4 separate regions of the Homo sapiens genome follow, and regions 1, 2 and 3 are each linked to region 4. The links are chromatin loops, found by intact Hi-C in ENCODE. Cell type or tissue: A673. All regions are shown on one strand. Links, peaks and the distances in the headings refer to the core of each region. The heading gives the core; the rest is flanking DNA. Region 1 holds the start of ACVR1 (activin A receptor type 1). Region 2 overlaps GALNT5 (polypeptide N-acetylgalactosaminyltransferase 5). Region 3 has its middle 19 kb from the start of PKP4-AS1. Region 4 overlaps ACVR1 (activin A receptor type 1).

Region 1 (6,243 bases), core at 584-5,583, 99 kb before region 4:
CAGAGAAGCTGTTTTTATTTATTTATAAAATTTATAATTTATTTATTTATAAAATAAATTCCCCCAATTTTATAGAAAAATATCATACAGGACTCTTAGGTTGCTCAAGACCCTGTTTCCTAATAGTTTTTGAAAGCTGTTGACTTTTAGAAATGAACATGTTGATCTGGGCGTAAAGGAGGAGGATATGCAGAAAACAGAAGAGATGCCAATTCACAATGCAGCAGGCAATTAATTAGCAAGAGTCGTGCTCCTTGAAACATATGATTGAGGAGATCTGAAAATCTTAGAATAACAGAAGATATATTTCCTCCAAGTAACTTTACTGGTGTGATTTTCCACCAGAGTTCAATCAATGAATTAGAGTAAGGTTGTGGTTCTCAACAGGAGGTAGTTTGGCACCCCCTCCCAGAAAATATTTGGCACTGTCTGGAGACATTTTTGGTTGTCACAACTGTGGCGGGAGGGTGTTCTGGCAGTTAGTAAGTAGAGGTCAAGGATGCTGCTAAACATCTTACAATGCACAGGACAGCATTCACAACAATTACCCAGCCAAAAATGTCAATAGTGCTAAGGTTGAGAAACCCCGGATTAAGGTGTCCAAGCCAAAGGGCTGTATCCTTGTGTGCACAGGGCTTGTGTGGAAGGCTGTATCCTGCTGGAGGAGTGGAGGAGCCTTTTGCCTCTTGCTTTACACACACACACACACACACACACACACACACACACACTTTATGTCGAAAGGCCACAAGTACTGTTACAGGACCCCAACACTTACCCAAAGGTAGCCGTTGGGTCAGGGTTTCTGCACTAAAGTCCCTTCTGTGGTTGCCAGGAATATGTTTTAGGGCAGGGGTCCCAATCCAGACCCCAAGAGAGGGTTCTTGGATCTCACGCAAGAAAGAATTCAGGGCGAGTCCGCAGTGTAAAGTAAAAGCCAGTTTATTAAGAAAGCAAAGTGGTGAAAGGACACCTACTCCATAGACAAAGTAGGATGTTGCCGAAAGTAAGAGGAGGAACGATTCCATGCTAGGTACATCGCTCGTATATATAGGGAGATGTGCTCTGCTACAAGAGTTTGTGATAAATAAATAAATTACTATATTTTGCAAGAATCAATATTATCTTTAAAGCAAAATTAGGAATGCCTTTGTTCTCCAGATATCGGGATATCTGGACACTCCCAAGTCTGGGTTTGTTTAGTAAACACTATTAATTTGTTCCCTTAGCTGTAAACATCTAGAGGCTAAGAAAGCCTAACTTCCCGAGAATGCAGCCCAGCCAGTCTCAGTCTCATTTTCCTAGCCCTCATTCAAAATGGAGTTTCTCTGGTTTGAATGCCTCTGACAGTACCATCCAGAATTCTCCCAGTCTCCTGGCACACTAGTAAGTCACAGGAGGTTGAGTTAGAGTGTTTTTCACTGAGCCAGCCATACAATAAGACCACTATTGAAGGAACTGCTTAAGGAACAAATAATAGGAACTGTTCAGAGCATAACAGGATTCATTAATTCATTTATTTACCTACTCAGCAAAACTTTATTGAACACCCACATGAACCCTTCTGCTAAACATTGTGATACATGATGAATACAATCAGACCTGGTCCCTGCCCTCTTGCAGCTTACAGCCTGGGAGGGAACTCTAAAGGTTACCAAGAAGGGCCAGTTTGTACAATGAGGACTCCATGAATGTACATCATTGAGCTTCACAAGCTTTCACGTTTGTAATCTCATTTGAACTGCACAACCACCTCACGAGACAACCTGTATTCCCTTCTTAGGTTAAAAATGTGCCCCAGTTCAAAACAGTTTGTAAGTGGCAGAGCTGACACTTCAGCCAAGTGACAATGAGGGCCCTGTTACATCATTCTATAGAGCAGGGATACATATAGGTGCTCTTGCCTTGATTGGTACTGAACTTGCCTCTCCTGCTCCTCACCAATCATACAGGTACAAAGCTCTCTTTATGAAAAAAATGCTCCCACCTACTCCATCCTTTTGCTTACAGCTGGGGATTCTAGTTTTTTCACGTATATATGCCTTGTATTTCTAATTAGATTGTAAACTCCCAACCTGCAGGGACCAGATCTTCCATTTCCTTTGCAACCTTTTGCAGTACTGCAGTCACCCAATAAATGCCCTCTGCATGAATGAACCTGTAGAGATAAAAATACTTTATGGCATTCCCATTTATAGGTTTCATGTTTTTATTCTGCTTTGTGATAGGACTGTACATTATAAGCTTCTAGAGGGCAGAGAAAATGGCTTAGTGCTTTCCTTTACACTCAGCAGGAACCATGCAAAATTTGATCCTTGCATGCCTTTTTGATGCTCTGGGTAATATTAGCACACTGGGGTGTTTTTGTGTATCTAAGGACCGAGGTTATCAGACTCTCTGCAGCGGAGAATGTTCCTGCATTTCCACTGTAAGCTCCCATGGCGCCTAGGACAGGGCTAGATCACTGCAGAAGCCCCTCCATGCTTATTTCTGTTACTAAGGAAGCCAAAGGCGAACATGGCAAGCTCTGTCATAACCCTAGACCTTGCAAGGAAATGAGCAAAGTGGAAGGGGATCTGAAGGCAGGTCAGAGATGGCCTGGATGAGAATGCTAAGGCTTCTCTCTGAGAATCCAGCCCAAGTCTGACATGCAGGGCTCGAGTAGGTGGCCGCCCGCAGTCGCCGGGCCCGGGATGCCCGCCCGTCCGCCCGCCTGCCCCGCGCGCCCTCGGGAGCTGTCCAGACGGCCCCGCCCGCGCCTACCTGGGCACTCACCCGTGCCGCGCGGCCTCTTCTCCTCCCACCCCGGCCACAGGAGCCCAGCTCGGGCCTGCCCCGCCGCCTCCGAGGAGCCCCGCTGGCGGCGCGCTCATAGCTTCCACCCGGGCCAAGCGACCGGCCAGACAGCGCCAGGCGCGCCGGGGGCGGCGCGGTCAGGCTCGGCGGGGCTCGGCGGGCTCGCCCTCGGCCGGGCGCCTGCAGGGGGCGCGGGGACGGCCCCGCCCCGCCGCCTCCTCTCTCCCCTCCCGGCTCCCTGGATCCGCGCCGGGAGGAAATGATGTGTTGCTGCCTGGTTAATCACAGCTCCAGACACTCATTGGCCGAGCGCTCCGCAGCCACTTCCTCCTCCTCCTCCTCCCGCTCCTCCCGCTCCGGCTCCTGCTCTTTGCAGCCGCCGCCGCCGCCGCAGCCTCCCCCTCGGCGCAGGGGGAACTTTTCTACTCTCTGTGACGGTCTCCCCCGCCGCCCCCGGGGGCAAGCCCAGCTGGTCCGCCCGCCCCGCCCGCGGTCGTGCTCCCAGCCCGAGCCTCTGCGCCTCGGGAAGTTTATTCTGCCCGCCCTCCTCCCCTTCCTCCTCCTCTTCACCCCGCCTCCCCGCCCTCCCCCGGCTCTTTCCCCCGGGTGGCTGCCGCTGCCGCCGCTGCCGCTGCCAGCCTGCTCCTCGGCCAGCCGCGCCGGCCCCAGGGCCGGGAAGCTCCCGGCCCCACGCACCGCTCCGCTGCAGCCACCGCAGCCGCCGCCGCTCTGGGCCGGCCCTCGGCCCCCGGCTCCCGGCCCCGCAGAGTTCCGGGCTCCCTCGCCGGCTGCACCGCCCCGCCCCGCCCCGCGCCGCCCCGCGCCGCGCCGACCTGCAGCGCCCGGCTGCCTCGCACTCCGCCTCCCCCGGCTCAGCCCCCGGCCGCGGCGGGACCCGAGGTGAGCGCAGGTCGCCGGCCGCGCCTGCTGGAGCCGGGAGGACTGAGGGAGGAGGTAGCCTAGCGGGAGAAGAGGCAGGGATCGGGGGTGGCAGGGTGGGCGTCTGCGGTGCCTCCCCCTCGCTTTCATTCCTTTCTCCCCCAAGCTTGATCCCCTCTCCGTGGGGGAAGCAGCCGCGGAACAAAACTGTCTTGCTTTGGGCCTGAACTGCTGGTGGGATATGGGGGGTGGGGGGGCAGAGGCGTGGAGCGGGGGTCTCAGGTTTGTATTGGGGTGTGTGTGAGTGCGTGTGTGTGTGTGTGTGTGTTGTGAACTCCTTCAGGGTGTGCGACTCTGACTTGTAAATCGATCTGGCCGCGGGGCCACGGGGCTTACCTTCCTAGCTGAGCTTGTAGAGAGTAAGGAGATAGATAGGCGAATTTCCCCCACCCTCAAAATATCCATCTCTTCCAAGAGGAATTTTCTGCTGGAGAGACAGCCAATAAACTCTGCTCAACTCCCTCCCTCCCTCGGTTCTTCCTAGCTGCAGTTTCAAAAAGCTTCAAAGCCAGGAATGTGGGATTCATCTTCCGATCCCCAGAAGGCAAATGTGGTTACAGATGTTGCACGGTACTTTGCCAAGTTTAAAACCCTTCCTTCAACACTGTAACCAAAACAGTGAGGCTAGAACCTCGGGCGCACTAAGAAGAGATGTGGGCCTCTGGGGCCGCTGGATTCAGTAACTTCCGTCGGGTTCTAGACTGGCTCGGCTCTGTCCAGTTTGTGCCAGATAGTCTCCCACCCCCTCCCCACCCCTCCTTTCCCCTGGAGATTTGAACGCTGCTTGCATGGGAGAAAAGCTACTTAGAGAAGAAAACGTTCCACTTAGTAACAGAAGAAAAGTCTTGGTTAAAAAGTTGTCATGAATTTGGCTTTTGGAGAGAGGCAGCAAGGTAATACAATGGACTTGTCAATTTTATTGGGCTTTTCTTTCTTTTTTGAGGGATGTATGATAAGAGTTAGATGATGGGCAAAGGGGCCCGTTCCATACATGTTTTTACATATTTTTGAGAAGAGGCCCATGAATTGAGACATAACCCAGTGGTTTTAAAGAATCCTGTCCCAGAGATGCAGATTGCTCTGACAGCCCAAGGGAAGGCGGTGGCAAAAAATAGACACCACCTCCCTTTTCCCCAAAAAAATTCTTCCTGGAAAGGTGGTGTTAAGAAATTTCAGAGATGGGCTGATCCAAGTGGCGGGCCTTAAATGGAAACACTATAGTATGTCCTGGCACTTGTCTCTGGAGGTGGGTTGCTGGCCAGGGGCCCAGGCTTGGGCAGCCAGCAGACACTAGACTTGTGCTGACCTCAGACATCGGCCTCGCCATGCAGCTTCATAGTGTGCAGACTGCTTAAGTTTGAAATATGGGCCTCATCCATTTCACTGATGGGGACATAGGGGTCAGGAGGTTATCTTATGCCTGGATGGGACCTCGATCACTTATTTTATGATTCACTTGTTTTTATTTTCTGTCTTGGAATTTTAAAAAATGGAATTCTTTTGAAGCTGAAATCTAGGCCTTAAGTTGATGTAACTGGGTGTTGGATAATAGCATTTCTGCTATTACCCCTTATGCAGGTACTCACAGGTGGTGAATGATGGATAGATAAATTCTGGATAGGTGACAAAGACTAAGGATTGGGATGATTATAGATTGGGTTCATGCCCTCCTTTTCCAGCTGTGTTGTTGAGTTTTACTTGAAATGGAGAGGGTGGTTTTAAATAAAACTTGATTTAGATAGTAGTCTTACAACTTTTGTACCTTGGAAGAGAGTGATCATTTGAATTCTAGCAAGTTTGTTGTTATCTGTGAGGAATTTAAAGGAATATTAAGGATTCAGAGTAAAGATGCCATATTCAGGAATGTAATGTATTAATTTCAGAAGTGAGGAACTTAATTTGATTAATAGATTTGTAACGAATTTTTTTCAAAGTAGTGATTTGCCAGTTTTCTTCATGTGTCCAAGGAAGGTATAACAGAGATTGAGTCAGGAGATAGAGGTTATGCCTCTATCTTGCCCTAGATTGGACTGAACTAGTCCCATGATTGTCATGATAGGCTTCTAGGTAATTCTCAGGCTTGGATTGAGTAGTCCAGTCTTCTGAGGGAGGGGGGACAGGACAGAAATGGATTTGAAAAATGATTCTGCTCTTCAAGGTCATGAGGTGAAGATGGAATCAATGCTGGGGCTGGGAGCTGTAGTCTGTGGCTTGTTCTGCTCTTGGATCTCTGCATCTTGATTTATTTTTATGTGAAGCGATCTCATGCCCAACTCAGTAGGAATTCTGGAGAAGCAAACCACTGATGGTGGCAAAACTCTTTGATATGTTTGGGTGGCTTTAATGACAGGATAGTTTAGGGGTGCTGGATATGTGCTAGGCACTGGGCTCAGCTCTTCACAGGTACTTTTTCATGACATTTCCACAAACACCATATGTCTTATTATTATTTTACCGTCCTACAATAAGAAATTGAGGCTTGGCAAATTTCAGTGGTAGAATGGGGAT
Region 2 (5,946 bases), core at 513-5,512, 480 kb after region 4:
GAGTTATGAGCTATGTTCCCTGACTGACCCCTTCAAGCCTTTTGACTGCTTAAGCACTGAATCATAGATAAATTGAGTCCTTCAAAGAACAGCAGATTCCAGCTGATTCCCTGTCAGAATCTTCTTAATGACCCAAGCAAGCTACAATTCATTATAGGAAAGTCACGAAAGCTAATACAGAGCCAAGCATAAAGGCACTTTCTGGCAGGCCCCCAGGTTTTTAATGGATTTACAGGGTCAAATATGGAGGTAGCTTTCTTTAAGTCACCATTTAATGCAGAAAAATGTTGATTTCCTTTCCCCCTTTGACATCCTGGGCAGGGCTAACAAGATGATGGGTTAACAGTGCAACTTAGGGTTTTCAGATTTCTCGAACAGCTGTGCAGAGCCGAATCTATAGGACATGTCCTGGGAAAGCCTCCTGAGCTGGGAGGAGCTGAAGTCTTTGTTGCCAGGGACACTATTTGTGTCCTTCCTGTTCTATGATGCCTAACAAAGAGCTCTAACTCAGGGTGCTGCACTGATGCAGACTGGATGCTCACAGAATTGCCAGACTTCATAAAAGGGGGCTCAGTACATTGGTCCTCAATTTTACATGCTTAGCTTAGTGAACAAGAAAGTAAGGGACATCTTCAGGGATCAGAATATGCGGAAAAAATTAAAGGCTACAGGGAAACTTGCAAAGGTTGGCAAGAAAGACTTGTTCCCTCATATGGATGGAAGAAAAACAGAGGTATGTGTAAACCAAAAATCTGGAATTCAGGTCTTCCACATAACAGCGGAAAAACAGATCTTCAGTTGAATGCTGCACTGGGAAAAACAATTTGCCCATTAGCAAAGGGAGAAAACAAGGAAGCTGGATTGTCCCTGAGAATCTGAAACTTTACACCAGGCTTCATTTGGATTTGAGATGAATATTTACACCACCTGCCTTGGATAGGAACCATCACAGACTTTCAAGGCATAGAAACAAACATTAAAAATAGTACCAGGTTGTTAATTACTTCTGAGGTGCCTGGCACAGGCAGAAACAAAGCAACTATGGAAGGATGGAATCTCTATCAAAAATCCTCAGAGAAAGCTCTATTAGCAATTTAAAATGACAAATATGGGAGGAGACAGCTCACTGTTAGTAAATGTGGGCATCACAAGGCACAGAAGGATTCAATGCCCCCACAGTCCCACCCCTGAACTTCAGAGAGGAAGGTGAATAGAAAGACATGAAGGTAGAATAATCTCGGGGCTTAAAGGAAGGAAAGCATGCTGCAATTGCTCTCTGTACTGAAGCAGAGATAAATATTATGTAAGCTCCTGTATTTGTGGATCATGCAGAAATATTCTATCTTCAAACAAATTTGGAAAATTCTGGTTTCCACAGAGCCGAACAGGTGGTTCTACTCCAGAACTTCTCAAAATCTTCAGGGTGTTAATGTTCAGCTTGCTGTCAGAATGTTGTACAAATGTTTCTCAAATGTGCTTGACCATGGAACCCTGAGACAGCACAAGTAACATTGGTCAGGACAGTGTTTGGGAACCCCCTGTTTAACTATTTGTGTCTATTTTGTATAATCCTTCCAAGAACCGAAAAGCATTGGAAGGAAAGATAAAACTTTTCTGTCCCTTACATGTCCCTCCCTCATTTGACCTGAAGATTTTTTTTTCCTTTTTCTTAGAAATTACTGAGGAAACTATTTAATTGAGGTTTTTGCCATGGAAGGTACTTTTACACCAACCTAATACTTTTCTTCATATAGACATCATCTCTGAAGTGTTTTGGAATTGTTATTCTTCATTTCATTATTAGTTGTTTTCAGAATTTTCCTTTTTATTTAAAAATAATTGATCCATGTTTTTACTGTAAACCATTTTAATCTTTAAAAAAAATAGGCAGTGTATGAATTTTAAATTATCCATGTTGTATTATTTCATTTTCCAATTTAGGAAGTAGACATTCCGCACAATTTATGACAGAATTGTTAAACATTAGGCTATTTGCCAGCGGTTTAATCCAGTGTAAAAATACATTATTGGTGAGATTCTTTCATTAGCTTCAAATGTTGTCGTTTCAATAAGAAAATATTTCTTCTTATTACAAAAAACCAAAACTTTCACTGGATTTAAATTTCTGCTTGTGGAGGTTGAAAAAAGGGAAACGGAGCTATAGACTGTTTGCCAGCAGTTTAATCCAGTGAAAAATACATTATTGGTGAGATTATTAGCTTCAAATATTGTTGGTTCGATAAGAAAATGTTTGTTCTTATTACAAAACACAAAACTTTCACTGGATCTAAATTCCGTAGTGGAGGTTGAAAGAAGGGAAACGAAGCAAGTAACAAAAAGAAGTTGTGGAGTTTATTTTCTTGGAACTTTCCACGATTGTCTATCTAAAATAATGATCTACTTAATTTGTTGTAAATTACCTGGAGAAAGGTCCTAATTTTTTAAAAATGTTAATAACGCTCCCTGCTGGTTTGCTTCAGAAGGGAGCAAACTACATCTTCACTGAAATTTGTTTAAGGAAGACAACAAAGGAAAATAGAAGGAATTTGTTAAAATCACTTTTTAAAATACTTGGTGCATTTTGATATAGTATAGCGGAGGCATCAGCAGAAGGCTGTTTCATTAGGAGAGCTCTCCAGAAATTTCATAGGAACTCACTCAGGTTAGCGCAACAGCGGAGCCCAAAGGTAGTTTTCTAGTGCCCTCTGGTGGTTAAAGCTTATTATTACTCTGACTGAGATTCTGCGTTGCTGGAATGGGAAATATTAGAATAGTGGAAATTCCTTTCTTTTTTTTTTTTCTGCTCAGCGGTTGAAATTAAAAATTGTAAATTTATTTTACAGTTATATTTGACATGTTGTTATTTGAACAGTGTATATAAATCCAAAATGTCTGATAAGTTACCAGGTTGAGCCACTTAAAGTAGCTGCCATTCTATTTGGACCCATAAAAATGGCAATTTTATAATACAGTGCGTTATCTAAAAACAGGTCACATAAACTTATTTATCAGTTGAATTTTGTAAAAAACAGAACCATTTTTTTAAGACTAGTTTCTTGTCTTTCATAGCTTTCCTGGATTTCCCGAATACTTTCAAGGGGGAATATTATAGTAAGTTTTTGCTATCAGGAGATTTTCCAGACAGAAAGCATGGTATAATCCACTCTCAAGAAGAACTGAAAAAATTTGGCCTAAAAGGGCGGGATAACTAATGGTCACATTTTTAAAGAATTTCTTGGATGAAGAAAAAGGAAGCTGAAATAAAACAAAAACACTGGGGTTAGTTATAAGTCAAATTAAATTAGAAATAAAAGATTAGAAATAAGCATGACTGTCTAAGAACCCCAGCTGAAGGCTTGACTAATCATATCTAAACCCACGTGTCTTACCATCCTCTTCAAATGCAGCTTCACTCCTAGAAGGGGTTTGAAATGGCTTTTCCCCAGCTTCTCCTCTTTCTTGATGTTTTCTCAGCCTTGTACTCTGGCTACCTTATCTGGCTTAGCTTCTTCCCTTTGGATACCATCCTTCATGCCCTGGAATGTTATCTGCTATTCTCTGATATTTTCTGTTATTTTAAGTTCCTCTTTGAAATCTTTACAAACCCCAATTAAATCTTATCACCCCCTTGCTTAACTCTGCTCAATAACTTCCCACTGCTTTCAGAAGAAAGAAGGAAGCAAGGCAGGAAAGAAGGAAGGAAAGAAATAAAATCCTTACTTTGCTTACAAGGACCTGTGTGATCTGGCTCCTTCCTTCCTCTTCACCTTCATCTGGTGCCATTCTTCCCTCCTTCACACCCTGACAACATTCGTCTTCTTTCCAGTGCTTGGATGGAGAACACTCACCTGTCTTAGGGCTTTACGTGACCTTTACCCTCTGCCTAGCACTCTTCTTTAGAGCTTGGCTGACTGACACTTAGTGTTTTAGGCCTGAGTTACAAAGTCTCCTTCTCAGAGAGGATTTCTCAGCCACTCTAACTGAGGAGTCATCAACTGTGGCCTGTTCCCTAAATGAGAGCTATTATATTTTGTATTTACACTTGACTTGCTTATTTGTTTATAATCTTTCTTCTCTACCCAAATTAAGCTCCACAAGGAAGGAACCAAGTCTACTTCATTCATCACCCTGTAATCCAAGTCTGAAATACTCCCAGATCTACGGATACTCAATAGATATCTGTTGAGTTAATCAATGAACATGACCACTTGGTAGCCTTCCTCAAGTTTACCTATATTTAATTCTCAGCCATGCTTTGTCCCATCTTTGCTCATACTTGGTGTTTATTTATAATGTAATTACTCATTCTTTCCACACATTTTTGAAAGAGATTTTGTGTTTTGTTTTTATGGAGTAAGATTTTAAATTGCCACTTGAACTTACCACACCACTAGCTCTCACAATGGGAGCCCTTAAGTCAGGAAAGACATTCTCCAAGTACCATTTGAAACTTTTGCACTTCAGTTTCTTTCGCAGCTCCCTTTGCTGGGTGAGGTTGCCAACATCTAGCCCTTGGTCGATGAGGTGGTCTCCGTGGCCATAGAACAGCTCCTTATACTCATCCAGCCAGACCTCGGCAACCCGCACCAAGTTCCGCTCCACTGTCTTCATCCGGTCTTTGGGGAAGGAATATGGATTGTCATTTCTGAATATATGGCCCACTCGGGAGCAGGGAATGATCTCAATTTCACCACCACACATCCACACCTGGAAGAATTTGATGATAAGCATCAATTATCAAATGATTATCCACAAATCATCGGCACTTAACAATGACAAGAAACCACCTTGTTTCCCCCTACCTGAAGTAATACTCAACTTCAAAAACACTTTTGCAATAGAAAATCAAACTCAACAGGCTTATTTAATTTTGTGTATTGCTGTGGATCATTTTAGGATTAGTAAAATGTAATTTTTTCTTTCCTAACTTTCAATGTAAGTTTTTTTTAATTTGTAAATAAATCTTCACAGAATCCCATTTTGTAAAACATGAGTTCTTGTTTTGATTGAATCAGGGAAAGAAGTATAGATGTCCATTTGTTCACGTTCCTCTACTCTCATTTTTGGGAAGAACCAAAAGGCTTGTGGAACACAACTCAAAACCATCCTTCATGATCAGCAGCTCCAAAATTACACCCTTTTACATACATACAGAACACCCACCCAATAGGAAAGCAATTACTTTTTGGACACTCTCTACTACTGCTGTTGCCAAGGCTTTCTCAGAAGTTAATCAATGATTGTATAATAGATTGTATAAAGTGCCCAAAGGAGCTGTACTATAAGGCACACCTGACCTGTTGGTGACCTGCTTTAGAGGTATTTTAATGTACTTCTGTCATTTGTGTTCTCTAAGATGATCCATTACAGATTGAGTCTATTCCTTCCAACATTCTAGACAGATGTTCCAGGAGAGTTATTTTGTAGCACGTATGACTCCCACAGCATTTACTCTGAGTGGCAGAAAGTCATTTCCCCCATATTTATAAGCAGAAATGGTGTTGTGAAATATTAGGGAATGCTAATAAATTTTATGACAGCAATTGATTCTTCCAAATTCAATCTGAGATATGAAAAAATTAATCCAGAGACCCTAAAATTTCTGTGAAATTTCCTCTCAGTGGCAGTCACATACCTGATTATGGTAGTAAAATCAAACCATTTAAAATTGATTAACTCATTATCGTAAAGAAAAGTTGGGAAACACCTGGTAATACCTTGAATGAGAGCTCCATATTTTCCCCACCCCAAACATCAAGGCCAGGGTCGTATGTTCCAAGTTCAAAAAAGTAACTTTTGTCAATAGAAAACAATCCACCAGCCATGACAGGGCACCTACAAAAAGAAAAGTTTGTTTTTTAAACTTGCATCTCATGAAAGCTCGACTTTTAGAGTTGTTCCTCTGTACATCTGTACGGGAGGTAGGAGGCTTTTCAGAATAGCTAC
Region 3 (6,243 bases), core at 555-5,554, 980 kb before region 4:
ATCTCCCACTTAGCATAACAGTCTACAGGTTCATGCAAGTTATAGCGTGTATCAGTACTTCAGTTCTTTTTACGGCTGCATATTATTCCATTGTATGTGTGTAGCCACAATTTGTTTACGTCTTCATTCGTTGACGGACATTTCAGCTGTTTCTACCTTTTGACTCTTGTGAATAATGTCGCTATGAATGTTTGTGTACAAGGATTTGTCTGAGCACCGGTTTTCAATTATTTTGGGTATGCATGCTGGGTCATGCGGTAATTCTGTGTTTAACTTTTTGAGGAAACGTCAAACTGCTTTCCATAGCATCTGAGTCATTTTTCACTCACACTGGCAATGTATGAGGGTTGCTACTCCTCCACAGCCTTGTTATTGAAGCTTTACTTTTTTGGAGGGGGTGCATTTTTTCTACCTATTTTGTAATTATTAAGCAAAAAGTAGTTTGGTCCTTTCAGCCAAACTTGTCAATCAAGCTTAGAAAACACATAGGATACATTTTGGTGAGCAGAAAGTCTGATTTAATTAATTTAACTAATTAAAAAGGGGTTAACACTGTTTTTCCAATTACTTCATTTACTACAATTTGTACTGAAACTTTACTTTTTAAACCCTTCAGTAACTTCCTCTTGTGCCCAACTCTGACTCTCTCCACACCCAAACCTAACCCATCCCTGCAGCCTACCTCTTATCATGCTATATTGTGATTCTCTGTTCACGTGTCTCTTTGTGTTAGACTTGGCAGTTGCAGACTGGCATTGCTTGTGGGCAGAGAGCCTCTGGTGCCTGCAGAATGTGGACTGGCCACCTCGTAGGTGGGCAATGGGTGTCTAGGAATGTGTTACTAGGAGGGCACAGGGGCGCCCCCTCTTGGCGAGCAGGAATAAGCCTACACACTCTCTCACCTTCCCTGGCCCTGACACTAGCATAACACACTTTATTGACTTTAAAGCGATGAAACGAAGGCAAATGAGACACCAGATGGGCAAGCATGCTGAGCTCTTTGGAGAAAAGAGGCTGTGTAAATCCAAGTCTTTCTTTTATTGAAGAAACAAGGCAAATGACTCCAAATTGTCTTTACTTTATTGTGCCTGAAAAAAGAAAAGTCAGTCCAGATCATGGAAATGGCATTCGGTGGCATCTGAATGGAATCCTCATGCACTAAATGCAAGACTTATGGGCAAGCTGTGAGTCTGGGGTGCTGCACTGTCATCTAGTGATGAGGTGAGAGTGTGCCCCTGCATGACTAAGCCCTTCCTTTTCATTTGTTGTCTGTTGCTGTAAAATTGGAGGAGCATATGAATCCTTCCTGCTGCCCACGTGAGAACATTTGTCACTTCCCATTTATCAAAAGACACCACAAAGGTGCTAAGCTCCAGCAAGGCAAAGGTAAATACAATCTCATCCTACTCTCAATGTGTCCACATGTCAGATGCCACATGCTTTGAAGCCACATACCTGGAATATTTTGAAAGAAAGAAATCTCAGTGGGAAGGAATATAAAATTTGCTTGCAGGCACACATGAAAGATATGAGCAGTTACAGGTCCTTTATTTGGGTTTTATTTGGTCAGTTGGGTCCCATCGTTAGACAAAAAGCTAAATATTTTTCACATGTGTTGGCAGTTTTAGGGCTGTTATAACATTGACTTTTCTAGTACCAATAGATGGGCAGTACGTTAAGTCAGAGAGAAGCATTTGACTATGAGCTTTTCTCAACTGAAGTTACAATAGTTTCCCTTTATCTGTGGGTGATACATTCCAAGACCCCCAGTGGATGCCTGAACCATATATATATTATGTCTTTTGCTATATATATGTACCTACGATAAAGTTTAATGTATAAACTAGGCACAATAAGAGATGAATAACAATAATAATAAAATAGAACAGGCCAGGCACAGTGGCTCACACCTATAATCCCAGCACTTTGGGAGGCTGAGGCGGGTGGATCACCTCTCTACTAAAAATACAAAAATTAGTCGGGCCTGGTGGCAGGCGCCTGTAATCCCAGCTATTCGGGAGGCTGAGGCAGGAGAATGGCTTGAACCTGGGAAGTGGAGGTTGCAGTGAACCGAGATTGCACCACTGCACTCCAGCCTGGGCAACAGAGCGAGACTCCATTTCAAAAACAAAAAAGAAACAAAACAAAACAAAAAAACCAACCAAACAAAAACAAACCCTAGACCATTCTGTCCACACAGGCATCAGCTTCTTATCAAATATTTTCCCATCAGAAATAACTTTCCCTTCCCAAGATGACTTCTGGCTAGTTGATTTTCTCCAGCTCAGCATCCTTGCTTTGCAAACCCAATCAAGCCTTAGGAGCTCTGTGCTGGGAAGCTAATCCTGGGAAGCTTCAGTAAGACCTGCGAGGATTTGTGCACCGCTCAGACGTCCATTTCAATATTCACGACCTGTATTTGGCATTTTCAATAAAATTCAAAAGCAAATGGCTTTCCACCATTACAGCTTATTATGTAGGTGTTAGGAGGCATTCTCTTCTTGTCTCCCATACTCTGTAGCGGTTCCTCCTGCTGTTTTCTGTGGAAATGACCATCTGGTTGGGACTTCCTAGAGATGACCACTAGAGGGCACATGATTCCCAGCTCACAAGCCCTTTACACCGCCAATTCCTGGGGCTTTGCTGCAGAAAAAGACAGTTTTTGTTTGTTTGTTTGTTTGTTTGTTTTCCCTCAGAAACAGGAGGAAAGCACTTGAAATTCCCTGGATGCAGCTAAGACATTTTCTTCAGCATTCATCTGTGAAATGCTGGCTGCAAGCAGACATTCTGGCGGGTAGAGGAAGGACTGTATTCTCTGTTCCCGTCACTCATTCCCACCAAGGGGAGGAGAAAAGGGCTGCAGAAAGCTGCTCAAATGAGTTTTGTTCTTTCTCAGATGGCTAAAGAGAATATACTTGTAGGCCACATGCGTCTATTCAGGCCTCATGGTGTAGTGAAAAGAATGTGTTTTGGAAGTAGACAAACCTGGGATTTATTTCCCACACGCAGGCTTCCTGCCAAGAGGGTGCACTGGCCCGGTCTGCCGGCTCCTCTCCCAAGTCAGCCCTGGAGAAGCTCCAACATTAACTTGAAGGGAGGTAGGGGAGCGGTTAGGGAGACCAAATCACACGGGAGTGTCCCTTGGGCTCAGATACTCTGGAGGGAAAGAGAGAGTGATGGCACTGATAAATTAACGTGGGAAAATAAACATGAGTACGGTCAAACATTAGGAGTGACCAGGATAACATCAAAATTAGAATGCTTAACTTTAAACTAGTAGGTGAAAATCCATGGGAAGTGGAAATGGGAAAAAAAAGAAATTTTAAAATCTTGTATTATGAATGAAAAGTCTGAATTAAAATGCTGAACTAAGTCTTCATAAAATAGTAACTAAATATTGCTCAGCTGCTGCACTTACTAACTCCGTGACCTTGGATAGGTTGATAAACTTTCCTGAGCTTCAGTTTCCTCATCTCTAAAATGGGTAAACTTTGTATGGTCACAAGCTTTCTGGGAAAGTTGAATTCTACGATGCACATGAAACAGGCCTCCTGTGCCTGACCCCTGGGAGATGGCTGGCCTTCTAGTTCTCATCTCTCTTTTCTGTCTCTAGCACGTTTAACATCTGAACACCTATGCAGTCAACAATATTTCCTAAGTGTCTGTCAGGTTATGTTCAGCTGCAAGTGACAGAACACGTTACTTAAATAAACAACAAGGAAAACAGTATTATCTCTATAGTGAGATACAATCACAATATTATTATATAGGTAATATAGTGAAAAGGTATTATCTCATCACAAGAAGTCAAGCAGCAGGGCAGTTCCAGGGCTGGTTGATTCAACGTCTTAGCAAAATCATCAAGGACTTGGGTTCATTCCATACTTTGGCTCTGCCATCCTCAGCAGGTGAATATTTGTCCTTGTGCCTTTCATCATGGCTGTACAACAGCCGCCTCCCACTCACCTAAAAACAGGGATGGGTTGTTTCCTCTCCTGAAACTCTTTAAAATGTTCCTGAAACTGTTTCTCAGAAATCATCCCAGCATATCTCCCCTCATGTCTCACTGACCAGAGTGGGTCACATTGCGCATCCCTAAGTCAGCCTCTGGGAGGGTGAATAGGTTTCCATGATTGGAACAGACCAATCATGAATCAACCTTAGATCTCTCTTGGTCTTCTGGAGTTGTTGGTACTAGAAAAGAAATCAATTACGTAAAGAAAAAGGGAAAAAATGTCTGTTGGGTAGGCAACCAAGACTGTTTTCCAGGCCCTGTATTTGGTGTTGGGCATATAGTAGTTAATAAGTCAGATGCCATCCTGGAAAGCTTACAGTACGGAAGGTTATGGACAAGCAAACTGGTATTTACATTCTAGCGTCTAAGTACTATGCATAGAGAACTAAAGGGCAGTAGCTCATAACTGGTGGTGAAGAAAGACTTTCTGGAGGGGGTGCTGTTTGCCTGAGACCTGAAGGATAAGCTAGGCATTTTCCAGATGATCGGGTATAGAAGTAGAATAAGAGACTGAATGAAACCCTGGGAACAAGAGTGATTATGACATATTCAGGTAACTGAAAATGAGTTACGTGTGGGAGGGGATACTGGGATAGAGGAGGCTAAGGGGTCAGCAGAGGCCAGTCATGAAGGCCTCGGAAACCATGTTGGAATCACATTATGTGAGCAATGGTCTTTAAAATGTGGGGTGTGAAACGAACACAGTGGTTCATAACCGGCATATAAAAATAAAATAATGGCAAATTCCTAAATGGCACTTACTACATTCAATGCACGGCTTTGAGAGTTTTATGTATTTATTAGCTCATTGATCCTCAGAGGTTGGTACTAGTTATCCCCATTCTGTGGAGGAGGGAACTAAAGCACTCACCCAGGGTCACTGTCACCCAGGGTCACAATTCAGGGTTGAATTGTGTCCCCCTCAAAGAGATATGTTGAAACCCTAAACCTCAGTTCTTCAGAATGTAGTCTTATTTGGAAATAGGAATTTTGAATTTAGCAGATGGAATTTAAGATGAGGTCACACTGGAATAGGGGGGCCCTAATCCAATGCAACTAGTCCTTTTTTTTTTTTTTTTGACAGGCTCTCACTCTTGCCCAGGCTGGAGTGCAGTGGCACAATCACAGCTCACTGCAGCCTCAACTTCCTGGGCTCAGACGATCTTCCCACATCAGTCTCCCAAGTAGCTGGGACTACAGGCATACACCACCATGCCTGGCTGATTTTTTAAGTATTTTGTAGAGATGGGGTCTCACTATATTGCACAGGCTGGTCTCAAAATCCTGGGCTCAAGCAATCCTCCTGCCTTGCCCTCCCAAACTGCTAGGATCGTAGGCATGAGCCACTGTGCCTGGCTGAGACCAGTGCTCTTATAAGAAGATGGCCATGTAAAGAGAGAGAGACAGGGAGAACGCTGTGTGAAGCTGGAGGCAGAGATTGGAGTGGTGCATCCCTAATATAAGCCAAGGAGCACCACAGATCACCTAGAATCAACACTGAGCAGGTGCTTAATGAATATTTGTTGAATGAACATAGAAGGAGATATAGTGAGGAATGTGAATGAAATTTAGTCAGACAGTTGTCATTTTTTATGTCCTTGCTCCCCTATCCCCCTGCTACCAACTGCAGAATCAAACACCTCCCCACAGAGCCCTGGCTACACACCTCCCCCTGTGTCCCTTCCACCTCTGTGACTCTGCAATTACATGTATGCCTCTCCTATTCATTATACACCAGAGGAAAGGGATGCCGGTGGCAAGTTGTGTGTCCTCTGCTGAATCATATCCCCACCAACAATGAGCTGAACACTGTTAACAGCTCCGAGTCAGCTGCAGAGGTGCGTGTGACATTTGTGGATGCCCTGAGCCCTGTTCCACAGCAAGGGATTATAGCAGTGTGCACAAATCCTTGTCTCTAAGACCTCCGTACTGTCTCAGAGTGACTGACAGAATTAAACATGGTCTAGACTGATGGGAAGTCCAAGGAGGATTTATGGCCCAATATAAAGAAATGTAAATTTTGTTCTCATTCAAACCAATCCTATGCTACTATTGATTTTTTTTCTAAGTGTCAAGATGAATTCAGCTTTCTGTATTAGGAAGTTGACTCAATCCCAGGGAGGGCTCTGAGCCACCAGACCTCTTTGTTTCTTGGTGTGCACACTGATGGGGATTTGTGGCTCACAGATGCATCGTAATGACCCAGCTGTCACCTGAGTTTTGTTTTA
Region 4 (6,243 bases), core at 586-5,585:
GTCTGTGGACAGATGATAGCCAGTCTTTGTCCTAATATGATCTAAAAGGGTGCACAGCTTATATAAATGAATCGCTATGTTGAGAGGCAATTATTATTTGTTGGTTGGTTAGGTGACAAGGTGACAGAATGTGGACCTCATGGTTGATGGTGATGCTTAGCTTGACTTTCTGTTGATAGAGGTGTTTGGAATGGTCATTCCCTCAATGAAGGTGAAACTCATACGGTAATTCCTCTTTTTTTTTTTTTTCCCCTTCCTTTCTCTCCTTTGCAGATGAGAAGCCCAAGGTCAACCCCAAACTCTACATGTGTGTGTGTGAAGGTCTCTCCTGCGGTAATGAGGACCACTGTGAAGGCCAGCAGTGCTTTTCCTCACTGAGCATCAACGATGGCTTCCACGTCTACCAGAAAGGCTGCTTCCAGGTTTATGAGCAGGGAAAGATGACCTGTAAGACCCCGCCGTCCCCTGGCCAAGCCGTGGAGTGCTGCCAAGGGGACTGGTGTAACAGGAACATCACGGCCCAGCTGCCCACTAAAGGTTCCCATGGACTTTTCTATTTCTAGATCAAGGGGTTTTGTTAGTGTTGTCCTGGGTCCGTGTGGGTTAAAGATCTAAGTAGCTATGAGGCATTCCACCTACATTTTGAATCAGAGGCGAAGAGCTACAAGGAAGGTCACCCTGGGTGAAGAAGAGAAAGGAACAGCCTTTTGGCATCTAAAAGAAGGATGGGCATTTTGGGGAATGTAAGCAAGGTGATGTCCATCTTGGGGACAGCTTAGCTGACCAGTTAGCTTTCTCTTGGTTGCTGTGACTCAGGTGAACAGCTCCCAATACCTTTTTATGTTACTGACCCATGATGTCATTCATAATTTCTGAAACAATTCTGCTAGTAAATACTCATCTCTGTGTCAAGTGTGTAGGGAGGAAAACAGAACGGACTGGTGACTGAGTGGAATGCCTTTCCTGTTTTATGAGGAAGGAGATAAAAGAAGGCTCACTGACCTCTTCTCCCATATCTGATGCCCAGTGACCCTATCACTGAAATTTGAAGCAGGATGAGATTTCGCACAAACCCTGTAGTTTTTGTGGAATCTTCTCTCTACCATCAGTACAGATTGCATATGCTAAGGAAACCAGTCCAGCTCTGAAACTGTTTCCCTATTAAATGAGCCCTAAATTGCAATCTTAAAGTCTCTGCAAACATTTATGTAAACTCATTCCAAGCCAAATTTATTCTCTTACCATATAGTACATTTTTAATAGGTTTAGTTATTTAATTTTGCACTCAGAAAAAAGAAACAAACCAAAAAGTGGAGGAGAGGTAACGACGAGCATCCAAAACTAGAAATGTCAGCCAGCAAGAAAGGAGGCAGAAGAACAAAAAAGCTGATGCAAGATCATGTTCTAGTAATTTTGAAGTTATGGTGATGACTTTAAGGCATATGGAAAAGGTTAAATTCTGACAAGCAAATAGGATTGAATAATCAAAGAGGGTTTTAAAGGAGATCAAGTATTTACATGGTTAAAACTAAAAGGGTCCTTGATGGAATAAAATTTACTGTTATACTTTGTGAGTTAAATTTTTATTAATTGGGTGGATGGACATAAACAAATGTCTGAATTCATACAAACATTATTATACCAACTGTGAAGTTTCTAATCTGCAGATCACTCTGCTAGACCTTGAGTTTTAATAGAAGATTTTTTTTTTTGAATTTAAGGACATTCTAATCTGATTAGCGTGGCCACAGTATTTATAATTCAGCGTTGCATTTTGTTAGTTTTACACTTTCTCATGCAAATGACATATGCCATGGAGTATGATGTATGCCAAGCTGTTGATTAGTTGGGCTTGGAAAGTTAAACAAATACGTAAAGGAAGTTAAGCTTGTGATTGGATGGCTGAAGAGACCAGTAATATGGAAATGGGTAAGGCCTCTGTAGGGAAGAACAGGGCCTGATGACATAATGTCATGGAGAGGTCTGAACCCAGGGAGTGAATCAGTGAATGAATGTCTGAATAAGCGAGTAAATGAAGAGAGGAATGAATGGGTTCCTAGGCAGAAATTGTGATGTAAAAAAATCAGTGAGAAACCAGCAGTAGACACCCAGGATATATTAAAGACAGAGACCACAGATGGGTAATTTGGTTTTAGCTCAGGTAGCCCTTTCTCTTAAGGATAGTACAGTGTCTGTAAGGGCTTGATGGCGAAACATACCAAATCCAAGTTAATGAGAGTAATATCAAAGATTTGTACAGTACTTTATATTTTAAAAGCACTCTCACATTCATACATTAATGCAATTGATTCTCAGTGGAATTTTTTCAAATTCTAGTTGTGTCTAATTGAATGATGGTTAAAATGTCTGGGCCATTGGCCAGGCATTAGGAAGTGTTTTAGTTTTAATACTTCGTGAGTTGTGAGACTGTGTGGTCAGGATCAGGAGCTACTTGTTAGGATATTGGTTATGCTAATAATAAGTAAGCAGTGATCCTTACAACTAATTCCCCCTTTTCCCTCCAACTCCAGGAAAATCCTTCCCTGGAACACAGAATTTCCACTTGGAGGTTGGCCTCATTATTCTCTCTGTAGTGTTCGCAGTATGTCTTTTAGCCTGCCTGCTGGGAGTTGCTCTCCGAAAATTTAAAAGGCGCAACCAAGAACGCCTCAATCCCCGAGACGTGGAGTATGGCACTATCGAAGGGCTCATCACCACCAATGTTGGAGACAGCACTTTAGCAGTAAGTCATGACCCCACAGGAAATCCCAAGCATAAGGAAGGTGTCTGGAGACACGTTCTTATTTCGAGCATGAAACGCTAACCAGTAATGAGTGACTGAACAGTGTACACACATGCTGTTGGTTACTTATGTCCTAAACAAGCACATGCTGGCACCTGTGTAGTCTTCCCATATCAGAACAGCCATTTTAGATAGACATTTAAATAAGGGATGGGATTTATTTTAGTAGTGTTGGTAGTTAGTTACTTTTCTCTGAGGGGTAAAGCAAAAGAGACAGAGAATGGTTGCCTACAGTTTTGGAGGGTTGGAATTTGTGGTCTTCAGTTACTCTATTTTTAGCCATAAAAGTGCTCCTTTAAAAAGGCACCTTTTGCTGAATATTAAATATTAATTTCCTTTCTAGATTATTTCAGCATCCTGTAATTTAAGGCTTAAAAACTTGACATCCAAAAAAGCAGCTTTTAAATTTTGTATGCTCCTGTGGTGCCCTCTTGTGGAGTGCAGTCATTTGGTTAAACCGGTGTTGTCCAATAGAAACATGTGCATCACATGTAATTTAAAATTTTCAAGTAGCCACCTTAAAAACAAACACATGAAAAAACCCAAAAAGTTTCGTAAAAGTAGATTTAATTTTAACAGATATTCAACCAAATACATACCATCTTTGTCATTTCAACGTATAATCGATTAAAAAATTATTAATGTAAATTTTACATTCTTTTTGCTTTTGAAGTAAATTTTCAAAATCTTGTGTGTATTTTACACCTATAGCATATATCAATTCACACCAGCCACAGTTTACTTGCTCATGGCAATGTGTGGCTAGTGATTAACCCGCTGGACTGCACAGTGTTAGAAACTATTGTATTTATACATTAAAAAATTATTCTTTTGCATATTTTTAAATGATAAAATCACATTAAAAAATGACTATCTCCTTCTATTTACCTTTTAAAATTGCTTACCAAGTGTTCATTTTAAAGACGCTTTGAACTTTAAGTGGGGAAAGGGTATCACTTGCTCTAAATAGAAGGTTATCATAAAGTGCAAAAGAAAAAATAATAACATTCTGCATGGATATTATGCTGAGTCTGATGCCTACTCTGAAAAATTTGAGATTTGTGGGTGTTAAGTGAGTGCAAGAGACATGCCAATACCAATTTGAGACTCCTTGTCACAATCCGATTAATTGAAAGACAATCAAAGTAATAACTTTCTAATGTGATTCAGTTTTACTTAATGCCATTGCCCATGTGTATTTGAAATCATTTTGCAGTAAGTCTTGTTCTGCTAGACAGCAAGCTTCAAAGTGTCTGATAGTTCTGCAGTTACACTTGCCCTGCAGCTCCCCTTATGCTGGAGAAGACTTCCCCTCACCAGTGACCATCTGGGTAGCACAGATGCTACACCTGGACAATTGCAGGACCCACCTGTGGCAGGTTGTCACAGACATTTGGTAGTGCCTGATATGGGCTGGGAAACATCCCATTCTACTGCCTGCCCCATCCATCACTGGGCCACTTTTTGGTATGTAAAAGGGGGAAGTAACCTTCTGTAGCTTCCATTTACCTACTGTTTAAACTGTGGTACAGTGGAACTGGGGAAAGAGAATGCAGTATAAGGACATTTCATTTCAAAAAGTAGAGAAATACAATTTTTTTTGTTAGATATATACTTAGAAGTCTATTTCAAGCTTTAAGGAAAATTAAATGAGTTTATTGAGTTAGTAGCAAGAAGATGTGAGGATGAATCCTGACAAAGCTTTAGCAAAGCAAGATTCTAAAATAGGTTAGTTAGAACTTCATTCCTCAGAGCTGCTAACATAACTAATTACCAAGGGCAATAATAGGAATATCTGGTATAAATTACTGTTTAAATGGCTTTTAGAATTTTGAGAGAGGAATGGAGCATATGCCAAAATAGTCCTTTAAACTCAACCATGTCATGTGACAGTGTATCATGATATAATAACACAGTAAAGAACACTATTTAAAACAAGTTGTCATTATTGGTCTACATACTTGCTTATTTAAGCAATATGCTCATTTGTATGTTTCAACAAAGCATGCCCTTACTAAACAGCACGTCTACATTGAAAAACAAGCCTTGGCCATGCATGGTGGCTCATGCCTGCAGTCCCAGCACTTTGGGAGCCCAAGGGGGAAGATCACTTGAGACCAGGGGTTAGAGACCAGCCTGGGCAATATAGTGAAACTCTGTCTTGAACTAAAGAAAAGAAAAGAACAAAAAGAAGGCTTGGCATCTGAGAGTTGGGATATACGTTTGTTAGTCTTGGGTTGATTTTTTATTTTTCTTTCCTTAGGTCTGTGAACAGGGTTTAGAAGCAGGATCATACATTATGGAAAAAATAACACATTAGTTTAATTTTCAGAATTATTCTTCTCGAAAAAGAATGAATGAATAAGGAGCAAAAAGAACCGCAAGAGAGAAAATGGTTAGGGAGATATGAAACTCTGCTTCATCTACACTCATTTTCTTGTTGATTATCCCTTTTGTGGTTTTTAAGGGTTCTAAATTTCTTCCGTTGGATGCTCAGCTTTTGGTAATTTTGCCGATCAACAGTACTTCACAGTGGTGCTCAGAAGAAGTGAAAGAAGATGAAATTCACACAAATCAATGTATTGCTTTAGTAGGCCAGCCAAAATGTTTGGGAAAGGATGAGCTTTGGGGAATATTAAGTCAATATTACTGCAACTCTACCTTTATCACCCATCGGCACAATATTGTTTATTACAGATAATCTATGCCTGATACCTGCTTCTTGGCTTATGCTGAGAGTAAGAAGGAAAACCTTATCAATGAACTAACTGGGAATCTTTTTGCCAACACCTTCATTTGTAGACATTGACTTGGGGCACTGGTTTTATGTTTTCAATGAAAGCTTTATTTGTTTTCTTTTCTGATTTGTGAGTGATTCACATTAAGAAATGATAAGTAGGTGTTGATATAGTTTTGCTCCTCACCTGCCTAAAAGGAAACCTCCATCCAGGCAGCCCGTTGCTGCCTGCGCTTACCAATTTAATGATCCACATGGTCATTGGAGTCTTTTCGTTACAAATCACATTAGAGTTGTTTGTTCCTTATTCCTAGTTTGTTTGTTCCTAATTAGAGTTCCTTAGTTGGTATGGCAACTAAAGTGAATCATTTGACAGATACTTAGTGAGAATAGCAAAATATGTAAATTATACCCAGTTCTTGAAGTTGAAAGGACCCCCCCCACCCTTTTCTGTTCCACCTGCTATTCTCTCTACTGCTTTCCTTGAGATCATATCTGCTTCTTGGGCTTTCTGATTTACACCTTCAACTTTGTCTGCTCAGCTTCTTTCATTATATATTTTATTTGGAAACTCTGTGTATAAGAAAGGACTACTTATCCTTCGGGAAAACCTATCATATATTAGGTGAAGTGCTAGCTTCTAGTATTCCGAAGAAATAAAACTTTTCCTGGCCAGGCGTGGTGGCTCATGCCTGTAATCCCA

The links. A loop is a pair of places that touch in the nucleus more often than their neighbours do. Peaks named below come from ENCODE experiments on the same cell type or tissue, not always from the same donor. Only the 100,000 strongest peaks of a DNase experiment are listed, where the experiment ranks them.
Region 1: it touches region 4 in a loop (4-fold over the local background); 77 of 110 quality-filtered maps call a loop at or near these places.
Region 2: a loop joins it to region 4, with 2.8 times the contacts of the local background. A loop is called at or near these places in 11 of 110 quality-filtered maps.
Region 3: a loop joins it to region 4, with 5 times the contacts of the local background. A loop is called at or near these places in 16 of 110 quality-filtered maps.

The regions. Positions count from the first base shown.
Region 1 is chr2:157,873,249-157,879,491 of GRCh38, reverse strand. It overlaps ACVR1 (activin A receptor type 1), which reads left to right and starts at 3,162. Exons shown (of 11, transcript NM_001111067.4): 1 at 3,162-3,696. It overlaps LOC105373714 (a long non-coding RNA gene), which reads right to left and starts at 2,908. Exons shown (of 2, transcript XR_923518.3): 1 at 2,776-2,908. RefSeq lists silencers at 2,601-2,790, 2,811-3,050, 3,111-3,330, 3,341-3,390, 3,481-3,690 and an enhancer at 2,921-3,215. In A673, for the core only: no CTCF peak of the experiment used is centred there; a DNase peak (open chromatin) is centred at 3,081; H3K4me3 peaks cover 2,518 bases; H3K27ac peaks cover 2,116 bases.
Region 2 is chr2:157,299,437-157,305,382 of GRCh38, reverse strand. It overlaps GALNT5 (polypeptide N-acetylgalactosaminyltransferase 5), which reads right to left. Exons shown (of 10, transcript NM_014568.3): 6 at 5,718-5,835; 7 at 4,384-4,707. Among named protein-coding and RNA genes, the nearest start is that of ERMN, 23 kb to the left of the region's middle. RefSeq lists a silencer at 2,694-2,773. In A673, for the core only: CTCF peaks have their summits at 2,521 and 2,721 (motif pointing left); a DNase peak (open chromatin) is centred at 2,682; H3K27me3 peaks cover 2,180 bases.
Region 3 is chr2:158,750,548-158,756,790 of GRCh38, reverse strand. No RefSeq gene overlaps it. Among named protein-coding and RNA genes, the nearest start is that of PKP4-AS1, 19 kb to the right of the region's middle. In A673, for the core only: CTCF peaks have their summits at 845 (motif pointing left) and 2,582 (motif pointing right); a DNase peak (open chromatin) is centred at 2,580.
Region 4 is chr2:157,774,631-157,780,873 of GRCh38, reverse strand. ACVR1 (activin A receptor type 1) reads left to right here. Exons shown (of 11, transcript NM_001111067.4): 4 at 274-537; 5 at 2,532-2,743. Among named protein-coding and RNA genes, the nearest start is that of ACVR1, 99 kb to the left of the region's middle. In A673, for the core only: a CTCF peak has its summit at 3,241 (motif pointing left); DNase peaks (open chromatin) are centred at 1,863 and 3,223; H3K27ac peaks cover 2,149 bases.